Regions from separate parts of the Homo sapiens genome. Here region 1 is linked to region 2. The links are chromatin loops, found by intact Hi-C in ENCODE. Cell type or tissue: mammary epithelial cell. All regions are shown on one strand. Links, peaks and the distances in the headings refer to the core of each region. The heading gives the core; the rest is flanking DNA.

Region 1 (5,369 bases), core at 168-5,167, 83 kb before region 2:
ACCATGCCCAGCTAATTTTTTGTATTTTTAGTAGAGACGGGGTTTCACCGTGTTAGCCAGGTTGGTCTCGATCTCCTGACCTTGTGATCTGCCCTCCTCGGCCTCCCAAAGTGCTAGGATTACAGGCGTGAGCCACTGCGCCTGGCCCATTGTTTTCTTTTCTTTTTTTCTTTTTTCTTTCTTTCTTTCTTTTTTTTTTTTTTTTTTTTTGAGATGGAGTCTCACTCTGTCACCCAGACTGGAGTGCAGTGGTGTGATATCTCAGCTCACTGCAACCTCCAGTTCCTGGGTTCAAGCGATTCTCCTGCCTCAGCCTCCTGGATAGCTGGGATTACAGGTGCATGCCACCATGCCCGGCTAATTTTTGTACTTTTAGTAGAGACAGAGTTTCACTATGTTGGCCAGGCTGGTCTCAAACTCCTGACCTCAGGTGATCAGCCTGTCTCGGCCTCCCAAAGTGTTGGGATTACAGGCGTGAGCCACCACACCAAGCCTATTTTATTTTTCATTATCATTTTTTGTAATCTTCAACATATAGATCCAGCATATATTTTATGATGTTTATACCTAAGTATTATGTTTTCTTTGGAGTGACCGTAAATGGTGTCATGTTTTTAAATTTGCTATTCATGTGTTCATTATTAATGTATTGATTTTTGCATGCTGATTTTGTATCCTGTGACCTTGCTGAACTCACTTATTAGTTCCAAGAAGTTTGTTTGTTTTTGTAGATTTCTTGGGATTTTTCTATGTATGTAATCACGTTATTTGCAAATAGGGGCTGTTTTATTTATTTATTCTTTTCCCATCCTGTATACCCTTCCTTCCTTCCTTCCTTCCCCCTCCCCTCTCCTCCCTTCCCCTTCTGTTCCCTTCCCTTGCCTCCGCTCCCCTCCCCTCCCCTCCTCTCCCCTCCCCTTCTGTTCCCTTCCCTTCCCTCCGCTCCCCTCCCCTCCCCTCCTCTCCCCTCCCCTTCCCTTCCCTTCCCTCCGCTCCCCTCCCCTCCTCTCCCCTCCCCTTCCCTTCCCTTCCCTCCCCTCGCCTTCCCTTCCCTTCCCTTCCCTTCCCTTCCCTTCCCTCCCCTCCCCTCCCCTCCCCTCCCCTCCCCTCCCCTCCCCTTCCCTTCCCGTCTTTCTTCTTTATTACAGTGGCTGGGACTTTCAGTCCTGTGTTAAACAAGAGCGGTGAGAGGGGACATTTTTCCCTGGTTCCTAGTCTGAGGAGGAAAGCATTCAGTCTTTCACTGTTAAGTAAGATATTAGCTGTAATTTTGTTGTTAAACATAATGCTTGTAATCAAGTTGAGGAAGTTCTCTATTCCTAGTTTGCTGTGGGTTTTTATCATGAATGAGTGTTCGGTTTTGTCAGATGCCGTCTCTGCATCAATCGATGTAATTGTATGATCTTTCTTCTTTGGCCTGTTGATATATTGAACTACACTGATTGATTTTCAAATGTTGAACCAGCCTGGTATAATTATTTTTACACATTGTTGGATTCAATTTGCTAACACTTTGTTGAAGACTTTTGTATCTAAATTCGTAAGAAATATTGCTCTGTAGTTTTCTTTTATGTCTGGTTTTTGTATCAGGGTAATAGTAGCCTCACAAAATGAGTTGGGAAGTGCTTGCTCCTGTTCTGTTTTCTAGAAGAGATTGTGTAAAGAAATCTTACATTTTAAAAAAATGTTGGCAACTAATTTCAATTATTTTTAAGCACTCTATGGGCCAAACGAATGTGCCTGCTGGCTGGGGTTGGCTTCGGGCACGCCTCCCAGTAATTTCCACTTAAAGGAATGTTCTGTCTTGTGTTTTAGAGTTGAGAAGGGCATAGCTATCGGGTGAGCGCCCTCAATGTGCACAGTATGGGCCACTAGGCATATTTTGGCCTTTAGTCCTGCTCATTAACAAACCAAGCAGCTCAGGTTCAACCCCTTCTTTGGGGTCTTAGGGATGCTTTTGGACCTCAAGCTCCCTGCAGGCCCCACTACTGGCTGCAAACAAGATAGAGCGGTGGGCAGGGGGTGGGGAGGGTGGGAGGTGTGTGATTTTGTGCTTCAGGGGACATTTAGCAATGTCTCAGGACAGTTTTTGTTGTCACAACTCAGAGATGGGGTGCCACTGGCATCTGGTAGGTAGAGGTCAGTGTTGCTGCAGAGTATTCTACAATGCACAGAACAGTCCCCCACAATAAAGAATTATCCAGCACAAAATGTCAACAGCGCTGAGGTTGAGAAACCCTAGAATACAAGAACATTTGGCTTAACTGCTTTAACAGAATGCCTAGCGGAGGTGGGTAAACTTCTTTAACCTGAGATGAATTTCTACCTGAATATAGGCAACGTTGAAAATGGGTTACATTTTTCTCCCCATTACTTTCACGAAATCCCACTGTCCAGAATTGAATGTACACTGTTTACTTAGCAGAGACTCATAGAAATGGAATTGCAGTGTCAAACGAAGGGTTAGTACTTTCAAAAGGCACTTGCTGTATACATTGTCAAAATGCCTTCCAGAACAGTGATGTCGACTTCTCTCACCAGGGCATGAAAGCCTGTGTCACTGCATCCTTGCAGGCGACGGATGTTCTAATGCTACATATGTTTACTAGTTAGGAAGGTAAAAATGCTGGTGTGGGGGTTCAATACCCGCATCCCACTCCAACTGTTCCTCATTTCTCACCTCCTACCAGCTCCTGACTCCATCTCCCCTCCTCAGTCTTCATTCTCCTTGAGTGAGCAGATGTTTTTCTAGCTCTGCAAGTTTTCACTTCTCCAACCTCAGCCAGACATGACCCAGTCTGGCAGAGGTCTGGGTCATGTCTGGCTGAGGTTGGAGAAGTGGGGTTGCCTTTAGGATTCCAGGACCAGACGAGGTCTGCCTTTGGTAGAGAAACAAGTAGGAATGAAGCATGGGTGTGTCTGGCTGTGGGACTCAGGGCTCTCCCAGGGAATTGGGGCTCCAGACCCATCTGTACCTGGTGACCCAGAGCCACCGCGAGTCCCTCCAACCCAAACTCAGCTTCTGCCTCCATAATGCTCAGCCTCCTGTGATCCCCCTCTTGGGTACCATGATCTACCTGGCCATCCAAGACAGAAATCTGCGGGTCAGCCCTGACTCCACCTACTTCCACCCCCCCATCTGATAAATCACACTATGTTTAATTAATTAATTGATGAATGGCCTGGCCATTTAGCCTTCCAAATTTCCAGCTAATTAGAACTTTTTTTAAGGTTGTAAGAGACAGAAGCCCATCTTCGGTGACCATAAGCAGAGAAAGGGATCATTGGCTTATAGAATTGAGACACCCACAGAGAGGGTCTGGCTGCAATAGTGGCTGAGTCCAGAGATTCAAAAGATGGCTCTGGGGATCCCTCTCACTGGATTGCGCTCTACTTTCCTTTGTGATTCCCCAGTGTCCAGGGAGGTGCCCCCAGCCTGGTGGAAAAGATGCCCTTGGCAGGTCCAGCCTTCCATGCTTCTTCCGGCCAATGGTCTAGCCTCTTTTTTTTTTTTTTTTTTTTTTTTTGAGATGGAGTCTCGCTCTGTCACCCAGGCTGGAGTGCAGTGGCACAATCTCGGCTCACTGCAACCTCCACCTTCTGGGTTCATGCCATTCTCCTGCCTCAGCCTCCCGAGTAGCTGGGACTATAGGCGCCCACCACTGCGCCCGGCTAATTTTTGCATTTTTAGTAGAGATGGGGTTTCACCGTGTTAGCCAGGTTGGTCTCGATCTCCTGACCTTGTGATCCACCCGCCTTGGCCTCCCAAAGTGCTGGGATTACAGGCGTGAGCCACCACGCCTGGCCCAGCCTCCTTTTTCTTTTTCGAGACAGAGTCTCACTCTGTCACCTAGCGTGGAGTGCAGTGGCACAATCTTGGCTCACTGCAACCACCGCCTCCCAGGTTCAGGTGATTCTCCTGCCTCAGCCTCCCGAGTAGCTGGGATTACAGGTGTGTGCCGCCACACCTGGCTAATTTTTGTACTTTTTTTAGTAGAGATGCGGTCTCACTATGTTGGCCAAGCTGGTCTTGAATTCCTGACCTCAGGTGATCCTCCCACCTCAGCCTCCCAAAGTGCTGGGATTACAGGCATGAGCCACCGTGCCTGGCCTCAGCCTTCTGATCAGACCCCATAAGGAATCTGAGCGACCCTGATTGTGTCATGTACCCTCTCTGAAGTCAATTGCTGTGCCCAGAATATGGGACACTCTGATAGCCATGTGAGTCATGCACCCGCCTCAACAGGGCCAAGATGGGCCCAGCTGTATACCAGCCCCTTCAATATCACTTGAAGCAGTTTCTCAAAGGACGTAAAGGCAGCACGTATCTATGACATGGTCTTTTCTAACAGTTTTTCTGCTCCCCATCCCTGCTGTCACAACTCTACCCTCTCACACCTGGATCACTGGGAACACCTCCAAACTGCTATCTCTGTCCCAGTGAGCACACTCCCCGTCGCACCCAGGCCCCTAGCACCTCAGGAGACTCTTGACTGTGAGTGCACTTGGAGGTCCCTGAATCCTGCTTGCTAGGGAACGTTTGGAAGGAAAGATGCAAGTCTGAAGAAACCTCCTGTTCACAGATTAAAGACCAGGCATTGAGGAGCAGCTGTGTCACTAGGGCAAAGGGTAAGGGACAGGCCTGCCCAGTCCTGGCCCTTGTGTACTTCATACACCTTCGGGCTTCTGGTTCCTCTTCTCTCTCTCTGTTGTCTCATTTCTGGGACACCATGGGCAGCATGGGTGCATGCCTCATGGATTTGGCCTGGGAGTAAAAACCATGGCCAGGCACGGTGGCTCACGCCTGCAATCCCAGCACTTTGGGAGACCGAGGTGGGTGATCACCTGAGGTCAGGAGTTCAAAACCTTCCTGGCCAACATGGTGAAACCCCATCTCTACTAAAAATACAAAAATTAGCCGGGCGTGGTGGCATGCACCTGTAATCCCAGCAACTTGGGAGGCTGAGATAGGAGAATCGCTTGAACCTGGCAGGCGCAGTTTGTAGTGAGCTGAGACTGCACCACTGCAGTCCAGCCTGGGCAGACACAGCAAGACTCTGTCTCAACAAAACAACAAAACAACAACAACAACAACAACAACAACAAAAACAAAAAAACCCCACAAAAACACCAAAGATTGTCCATCTGGTCCTGTTCCCTGCGACCTGTCCTAACGGTGAGATCCCTTTGCATTTCAGCAGGAGGACTCCGTCTTGCATAACGTCATTCTGTGGCCTCCAAACCCTGAGCCCACACAGGTACTGGGGAATGTGCTGTTCTGCATGGCTTCCCTCTCAGCCCCTTCCTAACGTCTAGATGGTTGCAAACATTTGGTGTGTCATGTGCATTTATATATTTAGGTTTTCTCC
Region 2 (5,369 bases), core at 312-5,311:
ATGGCTGTGTCCGAATGCTGGCTGCCCAAGACCACTGCACTGCCTGAGTTCAGTCATTCCTCACAGAGGTGCCGAGGTCAGCCTTCCTCGACCAGAGTGGTTCTCCTGCAGTGAATGACCTTAGACTCTGGAGATGTGAATGAAATCCTAGCTATCTTCTTAAAATCCTTCAAAGAAGGGATTAAGTCACAGTAATAACCAGGTACCTACTGCATTAGTTTCCTGTGATTGCCATAATAAATTACCACAAAACTAGTAATTTTGGCTTAAGACAACACAAATTTATTTTACTAGGAGCTGTGTAGGTGAAATGTCTAACATGGGTCTCACTGAGGTAAAATCAAGGTTTCGGTAGTGTTGTGTTCCTTTCTGGAAGCCCTCGAGGAAAAATCCACATTCGTGCTTTTTCCAGCTTCTAGAAGCCACTCACATTCCCTGGCTCGTGGTCCCTTCCTTCATCTTCAAAGTCAGCATCTTCTAATCTCTCGCTCACTGTGCTTCCATAGCCACATCTCTTTCTCTGACTCTCTTCTTCCTCCTCCTTCCAATTAAAGGACCTTCATGATGACATTGGGTCCACCTGGATACTCCAGGATAGCCTCCCTACTTTAAAGTCAGGTGATTAGCAACTTTAATTCCATCTACAACCTTCATTCCCCTTGTCATGTAACTTAACATATTCACAACTCCAGGGATGAAGATGTGGCCATCTTGCCGGGGCCTTCCTTTTGCCAACCATACAGACCTACCAGTAGATTTCGAAACAGAGTGGCACCTTCCTCTGTCTTGAAGGATGTGCATCTGTCAACTGGGAGGGGCTGTTTCACATGAACGGGATGGCACCTCAAGTTCATCTTAGCTCGTTGCCCAGTTGAGGTGCTGGAGCTTACATGGTGGTGAGTGGTGTATGTTTTTACCACAAATGGATATGACCCACAGGGCACAAGAACCTTTTGTTTTTGTTTGAGACGGAGTCTCGCTCTGTCGCCAGGCTGGAGTGCGGTGGTGCAACCTCGGCTCACTGCAACCTCCGACTCCCTGGTTTAAGCTATTCTCCTGCCTCAGCCTCCCGAGTAGCTGGGATTACAGGCACACACCATCATGCCCAGCTATTTTTTTTTTTGTATTTTTAGTAGAGACGGGGTTTCACCATGTTGGCCAGGATGGTCTCAATCTCCTGACCTCGTGATCTGTCCACCTCGGCCTCCCAAAGTGCTGGGATTATAGGGCACAAGAACCTTGAAGACTGGGCATTTCCATTCTCTCTTCACCGACAGCAGATGGTATACATTTAAACTAGCCTATTTGGGTCTCAGTTATCATACTTGTAAAATGGACACATTAATACGATACGAGGAAACCTGTGATAAGCATGTGAACAAGGAATCTATTTAAGTTTCCATAAAAAATGTGACTCTTAGAAGCACTGCGTTATTTAAAAAACAATATTTTCGCAGAAGGCAGTAACAGTCTATTTCTTTATTCTACAGAGAATCCTCATTAGGGGCTCGTAAGATCTGTTTCTTTAAGAGGAGGAAAGGAAGTGCTGAGTAATTTCTGAGTCTCATGCCCTTTGGTCCCTGAGTATATAATCTATAGCAGTGCTTTCTGTGACACTAAAAATGGGAAGCCTGCTGTCTATATATAGTCACGGGCTCTTCATGATTGGGGCCTAGCTGCAGAAATTTCTAGAGAAAAGGTGATATGCCATGGTGTTGGCAGGTAAGCACCACTTCTGGGTGTGAGGTCCATGTCAGTGAAGGAGTTAGTTAGGCCCTTAAAGGAAAACAGACCTCACATGCCAATAGATACATAACTCCTAGAAATATGGCAGCTGGAATTGGTTTGGATTTAGCCTCTGCCGACTTCAGAGTGTGCAACAGCCAAATAGAACGCACGTCAAGTTTTGCAAACTGTCCAGCACAGCCCGCGCTGTTTCTGTGGTTAAGCGCCATTAATACCACACAGGTGAAGAAAAAAGGGCCGGAATTTGGCTCCAGGAACAAGCGAGGCACCATTTCACCCCCAGCTTCTTTCTGAGGCTCCTGGGTAGCCTCAGGCGGGCAACGGCCCCGCAGAGGAAGCGCGGGCCGCCTGGCCGGTACTTGACCTTCCCAGTCCGTTCTCACGCCACAGCCTTCCCGGCGTTGCCATGCGTAGTGGGAAGGCCGTGGACAAACTAAGAACAGTAACAAGTTGTCATGACTCAGAGACTCCTGGAAGTCTGCAGCGCCTCCAGGAGCAGCGGCCGGGCTGTGCGTCCATCGGTCCGTGCGTCTCTCGCCTGCCGCTCTGCGGCCGCGGGCCCCTCGGTGCGTCTGGGCGCGCCCGGCCCCGCGCATTCCTGGCCGGGGAGGAGAGCGCGGCGGGCGCCCTGCGCGAGCAGCTGGCCGAGCGCTGCCCCGGGTCGGAGAGCCCAGAGCTGGGGGAGGAGCCTGGCCCGGCAGCCGCCGCTCGCCCAGTCATTGGCCTTTTGTGCTGCAACTTTTCCCGAGCCTTTCGGGGAGCCACGCCGGCCCTGCGCCGTTGTCCCGGGAAACTTTGCGTCCCAGGGCCGCACCGGACCGTGGTGACCCCACGCGCCGCGCCGCCACCGGGCTCGGAAAACCCAGCGCCCCCGGGCTCTTTGGCAGTTGCGACTCCGAACGAAGGCGGCTCCGTGCGGGCCATCCCCTATCTCCCCGGGCGGGTAAGTGCCGGGGCCACGGGCGGGCGGCCGGGGTCAGAAGATGGGCGCCCGAAGGACCTTGGCCCCCAGACAAAGGCGTACTGGAAGTGGCCAAAGCTCATTTCGGCTTTCCCCGGCAGGGACTGGCCGAGGGTGGAAAAGTGGCTAACTGCACATTCGGTCCCCTGCTGGCAGAGGAGTGTGGCTGCGGGGAAACCGCGGGCCCCAGAGTGTCTGCCCAGGAGCCTGGTTCCCTTGAGTGGGAGCGCGGGGGTCAAAGCCCGTGGTTCGGGGCGCGCGCCAGTGGCTGGGATTCCCGCTCGCGGTTGGGGTCCCCGCGCGTGGTTGTGGTTGGCGCCCGTGACCAGGCTCCCTGCCAGGGTTGGGGTCCCGCCCTTGGGGGCCTCCGCGCCTTCCCACCGGGCTCTTTCCCAGCTCGTGTGGTCCTACTGGGTCGCGTGGGGGCATCCCCGGCGGGCCACGACGGCGCGTGGACTAGCCATAAAACTCTGCGCTGGATTTCCTCCGAGTTTGGGACTTTTAAATTCTCGAATAGTTACGTCAGCAGGGCCGAGCGCACTTCGGGGATCCGGCGCAACACGTGACCCGCCCGAGCGTCCCCTCCGCGTCCTTGGCTCCCGCCGCAGAGTGCGCCTCTGCCTCGGGGTGTCCTCGAAATCCAGTGTCGGGGCGCTGGGATTTGCTGCCCAGGCTCCGAGCGCCGAATACACCACGCTGTGGCCAGGTGTCCTCTTCAATCCTGGTCTTTTCTTAAAATGGCTTCATCATCATCACTGTTACTGTTGTTGCTATCTTCAGGCTCTGTCAAATGCTGGGACAGGAGAATGTGATAGCGGGTTGAAATACAGCTGAAATAGACATTGTGGAGGGGAAATGGAAGCGGGGCCTAAGGAGGGGCGGCTGGAGAGGATGGGGGGCCCTCGTGTCACAGGACGTGGGACATTGAGGATCCTAGGGCAGTTTCCTGTGCTATGCCAGAGGAAGGTGCGGCTCTGTTACCGGAGAGAACTCTCCCCATTCTTACTTCTCTGATTCCTTATTGAGGCCACATTTTAAAAGCCGTTTCCATGATATCTGGAAATGACTTTTTTTCCGGGACTGTGACGTGAGGCAGTGTTTGGTCTGTGAGATGCACGTGCAGATTAACAGTTGAATCTTAAGCAGTGTTTTTAGGGTTGACAGTTGATGGAACTTAGAGGAAGGGTTTTGTTGAAAATTGCACAGTGAGTTCCCTCCCGGAGCAGCTGGCTTTCCCTTCTCAGGCCAGGCGGGAGGGCCTCCTGAGAATGGGACCAGTTGAGCCAGGCGGGTGAGTGGATTCCCACGGGGCTCTTTCTCACAGGCTCTGCCTGGGACTAATTCTCCGGGAAGGAAATCGGAGCAGCAAATAGGCCAGCAGCCACCCTCCTTGTGCAAATGCCACAGCAACTCAGCTACCCAGAGTCACTAGTCTCTCATCAAAAGTTACATCCCAAGCCTCAGAAGTGTGATCATGGAATATGACCTGCTTGTATTATAGTTATTCATATACCGGTGTTATGGAACTGCCTTATGGAAATCTTCAGGTCAAATGCTGCCGCCTCTGTGGAACCTAGACAGGATTAGCCCCTTGTCTCTCCGTTCCAGCCGTCCTCTTTTCTCTCTTAAAAAAATAATGTTCAAGAAACGTGCTTGAACATTTAAAATATTTTAGCAAGAAGGAAAGTTAAAGATCAAGGTTTCGTTTTACAGATACGAAAAGAGAGACTCAAAGAAGTCCAGGGTCTTGGCCAGGGCCACACATCAAGGTAGGACTCCAACCCCAGACCGCAGACACTTGCCCTGGTGTTCTCTGCGCCAAGTCCTGCGGCCTCGTTGGTTTTATTCGGCTTTGTATCCTGGTTATTTGTGTTTGATGCTTTTATGGAGACAGACACTGCTTGAGGAAGGATATGTCTGGTTCACAATGCCACGCCACAAGAGTAACACAGAGCCTGGGAGGTAGATGGTGGTTGAATTGAATGACACAGCCCCCACCTTCAAGGAGGTAGGTAGGTGAGTGTGTGTGTGTGTGTGTGTGTGTGTGTGTGTGTGTGTGTGTGTGTGTGAGATACCTGAGCATGCACATATGGGGCAGGCTTTGTGGTGAAGGATAATGCCCCAGGAGGGGATGTCTGGAAATGTGGGAGGATATTTTTGGTTGTTCCAGTGACTAGGGAGGGAACTGCTATTAGGAGGATATTTTTGGTTGTCCCAGTGACTGGGGAGGATGCTATTGGCGTCTAGTGGGGGAGGGCTAGGGTCACTCTCATGTGAGAGTCCTGCACAGCAGAGAATTGCCTCACCCCAATGCCAATAGCATCTCAATAGAGGATGCTGCCAGGCTTTGAGGAATCATGAGAGACAGTTCTAATTGGGAGGATGAAAGAAAGGGTCTCTGGGCTTGCCCAGCTCTGGGCTGTAAGCGTAGATGAGACTGGAAGAGAATGAGGGCTTGATGGGGAGCACCTGTGTGTGTGTATGTGCATATGTGTACATGCATGTGTGGGTGTATTTTTTTTTTTCAGGACTTGGTTCCATAGCCAAAAGCGAAGCGTTCTTGGATTTACTGTAGCTGGGGTTTAGCAGGTCCTTGCAACTTTTGCACAGATGATCAGGAGGTGGTTTAGGAAGCTGGCAATAAAATCAGTAACTAGTGCTG

Evidence for each region. Peaks named below come from ENCODE experiments on the same cell type or tissue, not always from the same donor. Only the 100,000 strongest peaks of a DNase experiment are listed, where the experiment ranks them.
Region 1: it touches region 2 in a loop (11-fold over the local background); 3 of 110 quality-filtered maps call a loop at or near these places.

What each region holds. Positions count from the first base shown.
Region 1 is chr10:122,027,896-122,033,264 of GRCh38, forward strand. The region is part of intron 2 of TACC2 (transforming acidic coiled-coil containing protein 2); the gene reads left to right. Among named protein-coding and RNA genes, the nearest start is that of TACC2, 41 kb to the left of the region's middle. In mammary epithelial cell, for the core only: a CTCF peak has its summit at 2,141; no DNase peak of the experiment used is centred there.
Region 2 is chr10:122,110,545-122,115,913 of GRCh38, forward strand. The region is part of intron 5 of TACC2 (transforming acidic coiled-coil containing protein 2); the gene reads left to right. Among named protein-coding and RNA genes, the nearest start is that of TACC2, 120 kb to the left of the region's middle. In mammary epithelial cell, for the core only: CTCF peaks have their summits at 2,241 and 2,859; DNase peaks (open chromatin) are centred at 2,277 and 2,847; H3K4me3 peaks cover 1,675 bases; H3K27ac peaks cover 2,170 bases.